Linked DNA regions of Homo sapiens: all the other regions are linked to region 3. The links are chromatin contacts, found by Hi-C or POLR2A ChIA-PET in ENCODE. All regions are on one chromosome and are shown on one strand. The core of a region is the stretch at or near the end of the contact, and the rest is flanking DNA. Distances in the headings are between cores, read along the strand shown. Region 1 has its middle 47 kb from the start of IGLL5. Region 2 holds the start of RSPH14 (radial spoke head 14 homolog). Region 3 has its middle 35 kb from the start of GNAZ.

The links. A loop is a pair of places that touch in the nucleus more often than their neighbours do. ChIA-PET counts read pairs that join two places held with the same protein, here RNA polymerase II (POLR2A). Pooled maps may share reads with other maps.
Region 1: a loop to region 3 is called in a pooled map, with 2.8 times the contacts of the local background. The contact joins two enhancer-like sites. A Hi-C loop is called at or near these places in 1 of 50 pooled maps. POLR2A ChIA-PET finds 5 or more read pairs at or near these places in 2 of 52 experiments (OCI-LY7 and naive thymus-derived CD8-positive, alpha-beta T cell).
Region 2: a pooled map shows a loop between it and region 3 (2.6-fold over the local background). The contact joins the promoter of RSPH14 here to the enhancer-like site in region 3. A Hi-C loop is called at or near these places in 1 of 50 pooled maps. POLR2A ChIA-PET finds 5 or more read pairs at or near these places in 2 of 52 experiments (HEK293T and activated B cell).

Annotation. Positions count from the first base shown.
Region 1 is chr22:22,932,345-22,937,013 of GRCh38, reverse strand. No RefSeq gene overlaps it. Among named protein-coding and RNA genes, the nearest start is that of IGLL5, 47 kb to the right of the region's middle. RefSeq lists an enhancer at 1,177-1,556 and a silencer at 2,727-2,816. Within about 2 kb of position 1,318, at least 4 of the 41 ENCODE cell types and tissues checked have a DNase peak (open chromatin) inside an H3K27ac peak, as active enhancers do; they include OCI-LY7, where a contact is called at or near this core.
Region 2 is chr22:23,139,103-23,143,705 of GRCh38, reverse strand. RSPH14 (radial spoke head 14 homolog) reads left to right here and starts at 1,716. Exons shown (of 7, transcript NM_014433.3): 1 at 1,716-1,757; 2 at 3,234-3,484. The coding sequence starts at 3,286. RefSeq lists an enhancer at 1,530-2,422.
Region 3 is chr22:23,033,656-23,038,210 of GRCh38, reverse strand. No RefSeq gene overlaps it. Among named protein-coding and RNA genes, the nearest start is that of GNAZ, 35 kb to the left of the region's middle. Within about 2 kb of position 1,515, at least 3 of the 41 ENCODE cell types and tissues checked have a DNase peak (open chromatin) inside an H3K27ac peak, as active enhancers do; they include OCI-LY7, where a contact is called at or near this core.

The sequences.
Region 1 (4,669 bases), core at 69-2,568, 100 kb after region 3:
GCACCCTGACTGTTGTGGGTGTAGCAGACACACAAGAAATATTTGCTGAATGTTAAGTGAATTGGAATAAACATGTTGATTTAAGTGACAAAACCTTCTATTTTTCATAATAATAAATGTATAATGATTGTCAAAAAATGAAAAAAGTTAGATGTACAAAATGAAAACCAATATTACCTACAGTTTACCCCCGCAACCGGTAGCCCCGGGGAATAGATGTGGATACGGATGTGCATCTAGGTATGGATAAAAATGCAGGGATTCATGCACACACAGGTCACGTCTTATCTGGTGGCCTCTTTGGGATAATATGTTCAAGGCTTTTCAGATGCCATTCGCATCATCGAATACAGCATTTTTATAGGATCTTACATCTTAAATTGGCTTAATGTTTTGTTCTCCGATTATAAAATCTGAAAACAGGAAAAATTAAATAAGAATACAAAGCAAGTCTCTGATCCTGCACTGCCCAAGAGGCCCTGTTAGCGCGTTGGTATGGCGCCTTCCAGATCTTTTTCTGCATGAAATCATGGGCTTATCACAAAGATGGGAACTTCTTTCCTCACTTCTTCTTGCCCTGTTGTGAACATCTGTCTATGGCCCTTCTCCAAGGCCATCTGGGGATGTGGATGTGAGGCTGGCATCTGCTCTCGGGCTCTTTTCTGTCACGTTTTGCTGTTAGCTCCCTGGCTAACATCCACATGCACTGGCTCTCTGGCATCTCCATGATAAATTCTTATGAGCAGGATTTCTGGGTCAAAAGAGAGTGCATTCCCAGGCTGTGGAGACAGGGGACACGTTCAGGAGGGCCTAAAAGGCTGAACCGTGTCTCAGCCTTGAGGCCTCTCAGAATCGCCAGCTTGGGAAGTTAGGAGGCCTGTGGTTGCTCATCACTCCCTCACCAACTCGTTCTGCCCAGGGAAGGTCCTGGGGTGGGGGCTTCAGAGCCCTGTCCTGGCCACCCCCCTCCCTGGGGTCCTGCTGACAATCAGGGCCACTGCTGGCTGGTTCTGAGATGCCTTCTGGTGGACCCTGGGACCCAGGATGGAGCTCAGGGTGTGGGGAGGCAGCCAGGGGGCAGCATCAGGCCCAGGGGCTGGACTAGGAGGGGGTGGGGTGGGGCGCAGGCTCTACTGCCCCCACCTGTGAGCTGCACAAACATCCAGCAGCAGCCCTGAAACTGCCCCATGCTCCTCCTGGGCCACACCTGGGCCTGTTTGTCACTCATCCCATGCCCGGGTGGCCATGAGCTCAGTTTCTCTTCCTCTTATTTTTCTCCTTTTGTCACTCTGAGTTCTGGTTTCAGCCAACTTGGGGTTAAATTTAGCCTGGGGATTTCCAGGGGTGGCCAGCTGCAGGCAGGGCCACCAGAGCTGGGAAAGCGCATCCCCCAACCCCATCCCTTGGCCTGGCCCCCACCCTACTCCCATCTCAGGCCTCCCTGGCCAACCCCTTCACCCAGGAATCTGCTGGTTTCCTGAATGGCTGGCACTCGGGGTCCCTGACCCAGTTCCTCCTTGACCAGAGGGAAGGCTGGGCCCAGGAAGGCAAAGGCATTTGCCCAGGTTCACACAGTGTCACCCGCAGGCCCAGGCAAGAGCAATGACTGAGGGTAGGTGAGGGTCCCCATAGGCCAGGCACAGCTTAGGCATCATCTCAATCCGCAAACCTACCTTGTGGGGAGGGACTCTTATCACCCCCTTGGGCAGATGAGGAAACTGAGGGCTACAGAAGAGAAGCAGATTGCTCAAGGTCAAGGGTTGATGAGGGCTGAGCATGGTGGGGGGACCCCTTCTCTGTCTGACACTGAGGTCTGGGCTCCCAGGGCAGATGCCCCTTTGGGAAGAACAGTGCTCTGGGCTCCCACAGGCCTTTGCAGCCACCCTCCTTCCTTGCATCTCCCAAGGCACAGGGAAGGAATGGCCATCAGGGCCTGTAGCCCTAACTCTCATCCATGCTGCTTTCAGGCCTCTTTTCTGCACCCCTGAAATGGGGCTGGAGCTGTGGAATGGTGGAGGAAGTGAACAATCTGGTCTCTGGCAGAGGGCAGTGGTCCACACAGCCACCCTCCATACAGGTCTTCTCCATGCAGGCTCCTCCACACGGGTCCCACCACACAGCGCCCTCCACACGGGCCCCTCCACACAGGTCCCCTCCACACAGGCCCCCTCCACACAGGCACCCTCCAACAGATCCCCTCCACATGGGCCCCTCTACCTGGCACCCTACCGACAGGCCCCTCCATGCGGGCCCCTTCACACATGATCCCTCCACGCGGGCCCCTCCACGCAGGCCCCTCCACATGGGCCCCTCCACACATGATTTCTCCACACAGGCCCCTCCACATGGGCCCCTCCACACATGATCCCTCCACACGGGCCCCTCCACACATGATCCCTCCACACGGGCCCCTCCACACATGGGCCCCTCCACACGTGGGCCCCTCCACATGCCACCCTCCATACAGGTCCCCTCCACATGGGCCCCTCTACATGGGCCCCTCCACACAGGGGCGCCTATGTGAGCTCGGGCAGATCCCTTTCTCTCCTGGTCTGTTTCTCCATTTGTCAGATGGGAGGCCCTGGGCTGGAAGTCAGGACACCACAGAGCTGGCTCTGGCTTTTTGGGATCTAACTGCTCTGGGCCTCAGTTTTCCTACCTGTGAAATGGGACCATGATTCTGGCTGTGGCCTCACAGAATCCCTGAGTGGCTCAGGTGGATAACATGTGTCCACGTGTTTTATAAATGGTACGGGACGATAAGGCCACTCAATAGCGTCTCAACACAGGATGCAGCTACCTGTAGAGTTGCAGATGTGGTCAGACCTGAGGTTTAGGGCCTCTACTCTCGGCCTTGCTCTCTCTGGGCCCTGCCCCTGCCCCTCTGCAGAGCTCTGGGGCTTGGGGCACTCTGGTCCACTGGCCTGGACCAGCATGAATGTTCATGGCCTTGGTCCACCGTCCAACCCAGAGAACTGTGCACCCTGCAGGGCCCTGCCTTGGGCCTGGCTCCCAGCATCCTCTGCTCATTCCCTCTCCTCCACCGGGTGGTCACTACCTGTGTCCTATGCAGGGCCCAGACCTCTTTTCTCCCTTGTTCCCTGCCCCCCTGGAAGCCTGGTCCATCTTGGAGCCCATCCATGTGGCACAGACTCCAAGGACTTCCTGGGTATTAAGTAGGGTGGCAGGCCAGGTGACGTGGGGGACAGAGTATGGGGCCTTTGAGGTGAGCTTTCAGGGTGCTTCCATGAGGGCCCTTGTGCACTACTGTGGCCCTGTGGGAAGAAGGGATGCTGTGGTCACTCCTATACCTTTGCTCACACTCACCCCTAACACACCCGTCCTCTCTCTGCCCTTCAGTCCTTGATCCAGCTCCTAGGCCTGTTTGAGGTTGCTGCTGCCACCAGGCTACCTTTGATGACCACATGGAATCCCCAGTATCTCCTGCCCCTTGTCTTCTTCAAGCAAGGGGGTCTCATCTGCAATCTGAGCTCTGGGCTGGGCGGGGACAAGTACCCCCCCTTGCTTGCTTTACTTCAGGAACTGGCCTGGGTGGCTGGCATCCTGTGCATGTTGAGGGGACGGTGGTGGGGGATGCCAGTGGATGAGCTGATTGAAGATGGTGCTGGGTCTAGGGCCACCCTGTTCAGCCTCGTGGGTGGGCCTGTGGGGAGGAAGGCAGAGGTGGGGGCACTCATCCCTGGCCTGCCCACCCTACAGTTCGCATCTTATGTGTCAGGTGACATGTGCAATGGCTACGTGTGGCGGGCCTGGCTCCTGGCTTTCCTGGGCCAAGGGAGCTCCAGGCTGGTGTCCTCTAAGAATGAGCTGGTGAAGTCCCACAGGTGGATGGGATTTGCCGTCTGCAGGGGTGAACCCAGGCCCTGAGGCTGGGTACTTGGTCTCCTCCCATACTCTCATCAGAACCTGGAGCCCTGGAATATCCTGGGAACGTTTCCTCCACATGGAGAAAGACAGGGAGGTCTGTAACGGGGGCAGTGGGTAGGATCTGGTCATCGGACAGGGGGCATTAAGCCTCACCACAGTGGCCTGTTCCTCACACCTGTCAACCTCTCTTTGACCTCAGCATCTAGACCCAGCATGGGGAAGACTGGACAGGGAATGGGGCACCCCAAGGCCACAGCCCCCTCCTCCCATGAGAAGGCACACTCCAGGTCTCACCTGGGGGTGGGCTGGGGCAGTCCTGCCTTGCCTGGGACACCATGTGTCAAGAGCCCTGCACAGGCCAGGCCTCGGGGCTTGTGGAAGGATGAGTGTGTGTGTGTGTGTGTGTGTGCGCGCGTGTGTGTGTGTGTGCATGTTCAGATATATGGATGGACAGACACACAAATAAGTGACTGACCAGTCTGAGGTCCTGCCCACTGGGTAGGGACCCCGGAAGTCCTCTTGGCAGCTGTGCTTCCAGGAGCTTCGTTACTGCCTCAGGCTCTGGGCTCCCAGGGAAGCTCTTGGAAGGGTTCTTGTTTCCCTTCCCATCCCCTTACTTGGCCCAGCTCCCTTGAAGGGTCCAAGACCTGGGGGCAGCAGGTGGAGTGTGATCAGCAGGGTCCCATGTCCAGCTCTGGCCAGCCCTGCCCACCCCAGGCCCCTCTGAGCTCCAAGTGTCTGGCTGTGCCCCCCAATTGGGCACAGCTCTGAACCTGGCATT
Region 2 (4,603 bases), core at 467-2,966, 110 kb before region 3:
TACATGCGCATGGGGATCTTTACCAGAGTGAAGTCTAGAGAAGTGGCCAAAGCAAGATGCTTTTATACTTTTTAGACAAAGGATGACAAATTTGAGAAGAAATGGCAGGACAAAGGGGATCTGGCTAGGGCAGTAAATTCTAGGGGATTCACTAGGAGATAATATGAGGGGCATAAACTTAGTGGAAGACAGGGTTAAGTATATTTATTCAGGTCCATTGCAGTCCCCAATTCTTAGTCTCAGGTGACAAGGGCTATTTTCTTGCCCTGGTACAGTGAGGGTACCGCTCCTAGAGGAATCTTTATGGCTTGCTGAATGCAGAAAGAAGCATATCTGTTTGCCTTTTCTTGTATCTTTTTTTAAAATTATATCTATTTATTTATTTATTTATTTATTTATTTATTTATTTATTTTAGAGTTGAGGTCTCACTCTGTCACCCAGGCTGGGGTGTAGTAGTGTGATCATATCTCACTGTAACCTCAAACTCTTGGGCTCAAGCAACCCTCCCCCTTCAGCCTCCCAAAGTGCTAGGATTACAGGTATGAGCCACTGCACCTGGCCCAGTTAGCCCTTTCTGAGGCCACTATTTTTCCAATGTTGTCCACTCAAAATGGTCAATATACCAATCCAGCATATTTTGGGATGGCCCATACTTCACTCCTTCAGGGAGAAGGAAGGTTTCATGGAAGAAGTGTTCACCAAGTTGCATCCTGAAGGATAAAGAGGTAATAATTAGTGTTACAGAGCGCTCAGGCTTCATGAGCGAGGTGGCATTTGAGGGGTTAAGAGAGAGTCTGGCATGGCTGGAGGAGGCCATCACCCAGGGACTGGAGCACTAGGCTAGGAGTTTGGACTCAGCCCTGAGACTAGTGGGGAGCCATGGAGGGTTTTATGCAGGTGGTGGCTGGGTCTGGCTTGCTTTTGAGAACAGCTACGCTGGCCAGCAGTGTGTTGGGTCCACTGCAGAGGCTAACCTTTGTCATTACCAGGCGGTCAGCCTGAAGAGCAAGGGGCATGGGCAGGGCTAGGCAGTCTTGAGATCAGGCCTATGTAATTTGGGGGAAACTGGCTGAGCGCAGTGGCTCACGCCTGTAATCCTAGCATTTTGGGAGGCCGAGGCGGGTGGATCATCTGAGGTCAGGAGTTCGAGACCAGCCTGGCCAACATGGCGAAACCCTGTCTCTACTAAAAATACAAAAATTAGCTGGGTGTGATGGCGGCCGCCTATAATCCCAGCTACTTGGGAGGCTTAGGCAGGAGAATCACTTGCACCCGGGTTGGGTGCGGTGGCGCGGAGTGGAGCGGAGGTTGCAGTGAGTCAAGATCGCGCCACTGCACTCCAGCCTGCGTGAAAGAGCGAAACTCCGTCAAAAAAAAAAATTGGGAGAAACGACTGAACTTCTCTGAGGTTCTTGTCTCTAAACTAGATGTTACCACCTTATGAATTTACTCTGAGGATCAGAGGCATGCAAAGTACCCAGTACAGAGAAGGGCGTAAATAAGTCACTTCCTTTCCCTTCTGTACTTTGAACAAAGCTGAGCTGCCTTTGGTCTCCACAGCAACCCTGTAAATGATTGTTCCCGCTTTGCAGCCGGCCGCAGCCTTGGGCTGTTTGCGCCTGCGCAGTGGGTGCTGATTATGTCGACCGCGGCGCCGCGGACGCTGCTGGAGTCGCCTGGCAACGATGTCGCCTGGCAACTGAATAGGTTGGCCAGTGGCGCGGGCTACTGGAAGCAGAAAGGGCTGCGGAGGCAGGTGAGGCGGCGGTGGTGGGCTAGGGGCCCGGGGACAGGGGGGCCCAGTGACCCACCCAGTCCCATTCACACGGGGCCGTGTCCCCACACTCAAAATCACGGTCTTTTGTCTCCGGCCGGACTCTCCCAGCCCACGCCGCTTAGAAGAAGGCAGGCCCCTGTCTCCAGCACCCACCGTTCCTGTGAGGGGAGCTCAACTCAAACATGGCCACGTCCCTCCCAGTCCGGCCCCCACTTCTACCGTTGTCATCTGGTGTCCCGCGTGAGCATCTGGCTTACCTTTTACTGGAGTAGATTCCTACAGGCCTGTGGCCTGTCCATTCTACTAACCATGATAATAACCGTAATAATAACCACAGCCAACATAGCTGAAGCCCTGGTATGCCAGGCTTACGTGTATTCGTTAATATGACAACTCTGGGAGGCAGGGAAGGAGGTACTGTTATCATCTCCCCTTTGAAGCTGCAGAAAGACACAGATAGAGGAAGTAACTTGCCAAGGTCACCCAGGCCTGAATCTGGAGCCAGTTCTTAACTACTAACCTACACTGCCCATAGTTGCTGAAAGTGTGTGTGTGTGTCGGCAATAAAAGTTAATCACTTTTTTTTTTTTTTTTTTTTTTGAGACGGAGTCTTGCTTTGTCGCCAGGCTGGAGTGCAGTGGCGCGATCTTGGCTTACTGGAACCTCCGCCTCCCTGATTCAAGCGATTCTCCTGCCTCAGCCTCCCGAGTAGCTGGGACTACAGGCATGCGCCATCACGCCCAGCTAATTTTTGTATTTTTAGTAGAGACGGGGTTTCACCATGTTGGCCAGGATGGTCTCGATCTCTTGACCTTGTGATCCGCCTGCCTCGGGCCTCCCAAAGTGCTGGGATTACAGGCGTGAGCCACTGCGCGTGGCCATAAATCACCTTTTAACATTAATTCCTTTTCATGGATGTGTCAGAAGCATCTGAATATGGGTTCCTGGCAGTGAATGAGCTAGACCCAGATTTGAACACTGGCTTCTAGTCTTACCAGTTTCATGGCCTCCAGTAAGCTCCTTGGCCAGAACCTCAGTTTCCTCATTTGTAAAATGTGGATAATACCAGCCCCCTCCTTATGGGGTAGTTGAATTGGATACTACTTATTGCTGGCACAAGGTAAGCACTAAACAGAGTGACCAACTTGGAGTTTGCTTGTTTGGTTTGTTTTGTCCTTTAATGCCTTTGACTGAAGATCCAGATGAAAGTATCAGTGGTTTCTTCTGTGAAGCACTATTGTGTGGGAGGGCTCTGGAGTTTGCAGTTTGGGCTGCTACTTACTTACCTTCACTGGGACTTTGAGCAAATCTCTTCATTGCTCTCAGCCTCAGTTTGCTCATCTGTAAAATGAAAGTAAAAATACCCATTTGCCTGCCCTCACAGTTTGGAGGATCAGATGAGAAGTAGCTTTTAAATCATAATAGAAATAATGACAGCTTTTTGGTCTCTTTTAGTGAGTGGTTTCTGCAGAGCTTCATTTGGAAAGGCCTCTGTAGTTGGGGAAAGATGGCCCATTCCCAGAACTCCTTGGAGCTTCCCATTAACATCAATGCCACCCAGATTACCACTGCCTATGGCCATCGGGCCCTGCCCAAGCTGAAGGAGGAGCTGCAGTCAGAGGACCTCCAGACGAGGCAGAAAGCCCTCATGGCCTTGTGTGACCTCATGCATGACCCCGAGTGTATCTACAAGGCCATGAACATAGGTGAGCGTGACACAGCACAGGTGACCATGACTGGGGTCCTAGCATGGCTTCAGGCACTGGGTAGAACTTCAGTAATAAGGGTTGCTATTGTTTGAGCCTGACTCCAGGCCAGTTCCACTATAGGTGCGGTGCCCGGGTTCTTTTTAAAAAATGTTTATTTATTGAGGGAGGGTCTTGCCATCTCCCAGACTAGAGTGCAGTGGCAGAATCATAGCTCACTGTAACCTTGAAATCTTGGGGTCAAGAGATCCTCCTGCTTCAGCTTCCTGAGTAACTAGGACTACAAGTACCACCATGGCTGACTAATTTCTTATTATTATTTTTTTATAAACAAGATCTTGCTGTGTTGCCCAGGCTGTTCTTGAACTCTTGGCCTCAATTGATTCTCCCAGGTCAGCCTCCAAAGTTTTGGGATTATATGTGTGAGCCATCACACCCAGCCTGGATTATCTTAATCCTTAGAAAGGCCACCTACAGGGGAGAGTCCATTCTCAACCCACAGATAAGAAAAGCATGGTTCAGAGAAGGATTGTAAGTCTAGGGTTGCCCAATAAATAAATAAAGCTAGATTTGTATTTATTTATTTATTTATTTATTTTTTGAGATGGCATCTCGCTCTCTTGCCCAGGCTGAAGTGCAATGGCACGATCTTGGCTCACTGAAACCTCCGCCTCTTGGGTTCAAGTGATTCTCCTGCCTCAGCCTCCTGAGTAGCTGGGACTACAGGCACCTGCCATCATGCCTGGCTAATATTTTGTATTTTTGTAGAGATGGGGTTTCACCATGTTGGCCAGGCTGGTCTTGAACTCCTGATCTCAGGTGATCCGCTTGCCTTGGCCTCCCAAAGTGCTGGGATTACAGGCGTAAGCCACCATACCTGGCCAAAGCTGGATTTTTATTTGCTAAATCTGGCATCCGTAGGTGTAACCCACTCAAAGTCATATGACTAGTTTGACACAGGGTTATAATTTGACCCCATATCTCTCCTGAGGTCAAAGAAATGGCAAAGGCCATTTTCTTAACCTCATGACAGACTTTGTGAGAAGTCACTGGTAGGAAGTGTGCAGGGAGAATCACAAGGAGGGTTGGATGAGACATGAGCCTCTTCAGTGACTCTGA
Region 3 (4,555 bases), core at 266-2,765:
AACAAAGTACTTCTGCTTTTCTGCCCCTGCACTGTCTCTTCCACTTCCCATGGGGTGGCCCTCGTACCCCTTGTGTTTCCCTTATATGCACCTCTGGGAGCCTACCAGTGCATTTTCTGTCCTCTCCCATGCCCGTCCCACCAGCCCAGATGGTTCCACCTGGCTGTCTCATAGGTGCCTCCACTTGCCCTGAACACCCCCATGAGGTGTCTCAGGACAAGTGAATGCCTGGGCCCCTGCCTGGAGGGACATTTCTGAGGGTGCAGAGTGTGGGGCCAAGGGGTGCTGAGTACTGCACACAGGACTTTGGAACCTCCTCTCATCTGGCTGTGCTGCGGGGATGGGGATTCTGCTCCCCTGTGTCTCTGCATCCTGATCTACCGTTTCCTCTTGGCTGATGCATAAACTCCAACAGAGCTGGTGGAGCCATGGAGGGAGGAGAGGGGTGCGTCACCACCTGGGACCCTGCCATGAAGACCACACAGTACCTTGGCCCACAGCTGGACACCAGGATCTCAAAGGACTGAAAAGAGATCTGGTTGTTAGACTCCAACACAAGATGGAATGTGGATGGGAAAGTGTAGGAATCAGGACCCTGGAGTTTGTTCTGGCTCTGGCACCCTGTGGTGTGTGACCTTGGCAAAGGGTGACACACTGCTGTGGGGCTCAGTGTCCCTCAGCTGTGAGGCAGGAGTTGGAGGCAATAAGCTCAGAGCTCTTTCCCCGTCTGAGGGTGCAGGAATGTGAACCTCTTCATATGGGGAGCAGCTGCCCATCACGCTGGGGTCTACTTCTGATGGTGGTGCTGGGAGAAGCTCTGTCATGTGGATGCACAGGACAGGGCAGCCCCAGAGCTGCTTTCATTCCAGAGCCCTCTATGGGCATCAGAGACGGTGCTAGCTCAGTCCAGAAGAGCCAGCACCTGGGCCTAGGGCCTAGTTCAGCTGCACCTTTGCGGACCCTAAGGGGGGCACTCCCTTTCCCTTCTGGTCTGTCATTTTTTCCTCTTCCTAAAAACATATCTGCGAACTTGGGGAAGTAACAAAACCCAGCTGATTGTTGTGGTTTTGTTTTGTTTTAAGGGCTGGGATCAGGAGAGTAGATACATTGGAACCTGTTACCCCAGCCTCAGTGGAGGGTATTTGAAGCTCTGGCCCACACTCTCTCCTGCTAAACCATGGCAGGGATGTTTAGGAGCCCTGCTGGGCTGTGCTGCCTCCCCAGCCTGAGCCCCACCTCTCAGACTAGAATTCTGGGACTCAGATTCTGCTGTGTTGATGACAGAGACTCAGCTTAGCCTTTAATTGCTTCCTGGTGATGCCATATGTGCACATTTTGCCTTCTCAAGGACACAATCAGCTTCCTGTGGATGAGGTCACTGGAAGAGCCAGGGCCAAGGGTTGCACAGTGCCTGTGGGCTTCTGAGCTTGCGTTGAGTCGGGGACAGAGTCATCCTTCCCTGACAGTGGTGAGCAGAGGTGCCATGCACAGTGGACCAGGGCCTGGCACGTTGTCACTGACCCATAAACACTCATTTTTATCTTCCTCTCCCCTTCCTCTTTCAGCAGCTACTTTCTTTTTTCTTTTCTTTTCTTTTTTTTTTTTTTGAGACAGAATCTCAGTCTGTCACCCAGTCTGGAGTGCCGTGGCACAATCTCGGCTCACTGCAACCTCCGCCTCCCGGGTTCAAGCGATTCTCCTGCCTCAGCCTCCTGAGTAGCTGGGACTACAGGCACGTGCCACCATGCACAGCTAATTTTTTTTGTATTTTTAGCAGACACAGGGTTTCACCATGTTAGCTAGGATGGTCTCGATCTCCTGACCTCGTGATCTGCCCACCTTGGCCTCCCAAAGTGCTGGGATTACAGGCGTGAGCCACCGTGCCTGGCTTCAGCAGCTACTTTCTTTGTGTTCTCTAGAGCCAGGCAGGTAGGAAACACTCAAAAAAATGTGTGGCTGACTAAACAAGAAGTGAGCAACATCAAGAAGTTGAGAGTAAGAGAACAGCAGAAAAGAATACAGAAAACGGATGAGACCCTGAGCAACAGGAAATAGAAAGTCACCCACCCCCAGCTTCTCAAAGTGCCAGGAGCAGGGAAGTCTCCCATGTGTGTCACTGATGCAGGTGGCAATCACGTGGGGTGTGAGCAGCCAGCTCCTTTCCCCATGTGCTTTGCCCCTCTTCCAGCAGGGCTATGTGTGCAAGAGAGGAATGAACCAAATGGAAAATGCTGAGCAGAAAAATGGGGTGGCCAGAGGGAAAATCCCCACGATGGAGCTGGGGGACCCTGGGGCTTGCAGTCTTCCAAGTGCCAGTTTTTATCCAGACCCTGGGTGAAGCTGGTAGAAAGGTACAGGTCTTCTGTCCCCAGTCCCTTCTGCGGTCCTCCCTGAACCTCAGACCCTGTTGCTTGCTGGCTGAACCCTCAGGACCCTCTCTCCTGCTGCTTTCTGTTGGGGCCAAGTCCCTGTCCTGCTAAGTTGGCAAAGTGGGTGACTTTGTTACCGATGGAAGGGATCCGAGTTACCCCAAGTTACTGGTGGCCTATCCATATGGGTCTGTAGCAACTTCAGTCTTTGCCTTCTCAGAAGAAAGGATTTGACTGAGAGACATAAAGCAGAAAGAGAGACTGAGGCAAGTTCCAGAACAGGAGTGGAAGTTTATTTTAAAAGGCCTTAGAACAGGAAAGAAAGGAAGGGGTGCTTGGAAGAGACCCAGGAGGACATGTGAAGGTTAAAGAGAGAAGGTCAAGTGCCCCATTTAACCATGATCCTAGGACTTTTATGAGCTTGCCTCTTTCCCATGATTCTGCCCTTCGGGCGGGCTTTCCGCATGCGCAGTGCTTTCCTTAGCCTTTGGAATTGAGCATGCGCACTGTGTTTAGGGAGTTATATGCACGCCCGTCTGAGGCTTTCTTTCTTTTTCCAGTGGCGTGTGCCCCCGGAAGATCATACTTCACCATTTTTGTCTCCTAACTTGCATGCCCAGGAAGTTGCTTCTCCCTGGGGCCTGCATTCAATTAACATTTTGCTGTTAACAGGTGTGGAACATCAGGAAATGGCCTCTCTCTGGTGCTGTTGCGTTATCATTTTTAGAGAGGCAATGTGATAACTGCTGAACCATCACCTGACATTTCTAGTGGGTAGGGGAGAGCCCTCTCCTGCCCTGTTCACACTTATCTAAACTTATAACAACCTGGTGGAGCCAGCATGAGTTCTGGAGCCAGGTTGGGGCCCAGGCCTGACACTTAGTAGTTTTGTTACCTTGGAGAAATTACTTAATTTCTCTGAACCCAGACTTTGTAATAAATATTCAAAACAGGGGTGACTGACACCTGCCTCCTGGGAGGTAAGAAATGGCTCATGAGGAGAAGGCTGTAGGCAGCTGCCCACAACACCACCCCTCCCCCTTGCCATTGGCTTAATTCCCCCTGGGTGGGTAGCAGCTGGGATTGCCCTGATTGCATTAATGCATACTGAGGTTGGTGAACTTAATACTTCCAAAGAAAATTTGCATTTTAAAAGCCAAACTTCTCTATCTAAATGAACACCTAATTGACAGATCACTGCAGAGCATTAGGTGAGTTCAGCTTTGTTTCATTAAGCCGGGCCCTTCCAGGGTTACCCTCCTATTTCTAATTCACTCCAGTGCCACCCCCAGCCCTCCTCTTTCCAAAGAGAATGCAGGAATTCCCCTATTTTTTTTTTTTTTAGATGGAGTTTCGCTCCTGTTGCCCAGGCTGGAGTGCAATGGCGTGATCTCGGCCCACCGCAATCTCTGCCTCCCAGGTTCAAGTGATTCTCCTGCCTCAGCCTCCCGAGTAGCTGGGATCACAGGCAGGCACCACCACACCTGGCTACTTTTGTATTTTTAGTAGAGATGGGGTTTCTCCATGTTAGCCAGGCTGATCTCGAACTCCTGACCTCAGGTGATCCGCCTGCCTCGGCCTTCCAAAGTGCTATTAGGGTCCACCCCAGAGCACCCTACCTAGTAGCAATTACTTGGTTATCAGGAGTTGGGTCTGTGAGTAAGGAGATCCCTAGCATGCTGAGACTGACCAGGAGCAGCATCAAGATGAAGTGGAGACAGTGCTGTAAGCTGCAGATGAGCAAAGGGCCGTTGCTGTTCTCCATGCAGCTCGAGGGGCTATAGGCCCGATGGACCCCCAATTGAAAGAAGCCAATCACCATCCCACAAGTCAGCCTCCAGAAGGCACCCTACCAAAGAGGAGCCCACCGGAGTCACCTGGCAGGAAGGTGGGTGATGAGACAAACCATTTTCATCCTTGCTCCCCTGACTAGCTGAGTTCCAAATGTGTCCTAAATAACAGTTTTCCATCTGTCTATGTGGCACCTTCATCTCTCTGGTTGCTTAAGGTAAAACATCCTCTGGGAGCCATCCCTGGTTCCTTTCTATTCTGCCCTGCCACTGATCCATTGGTAAATCCTGTTGCTAGGCAGAGGATCCACAGGAACCATTGCTGGAGATGGGCAGAAGCCAAATTGGCATGCTCTCTGAAGCAGGGCAGGAGGGAGGGCTTGGAGAGTTCTCTAA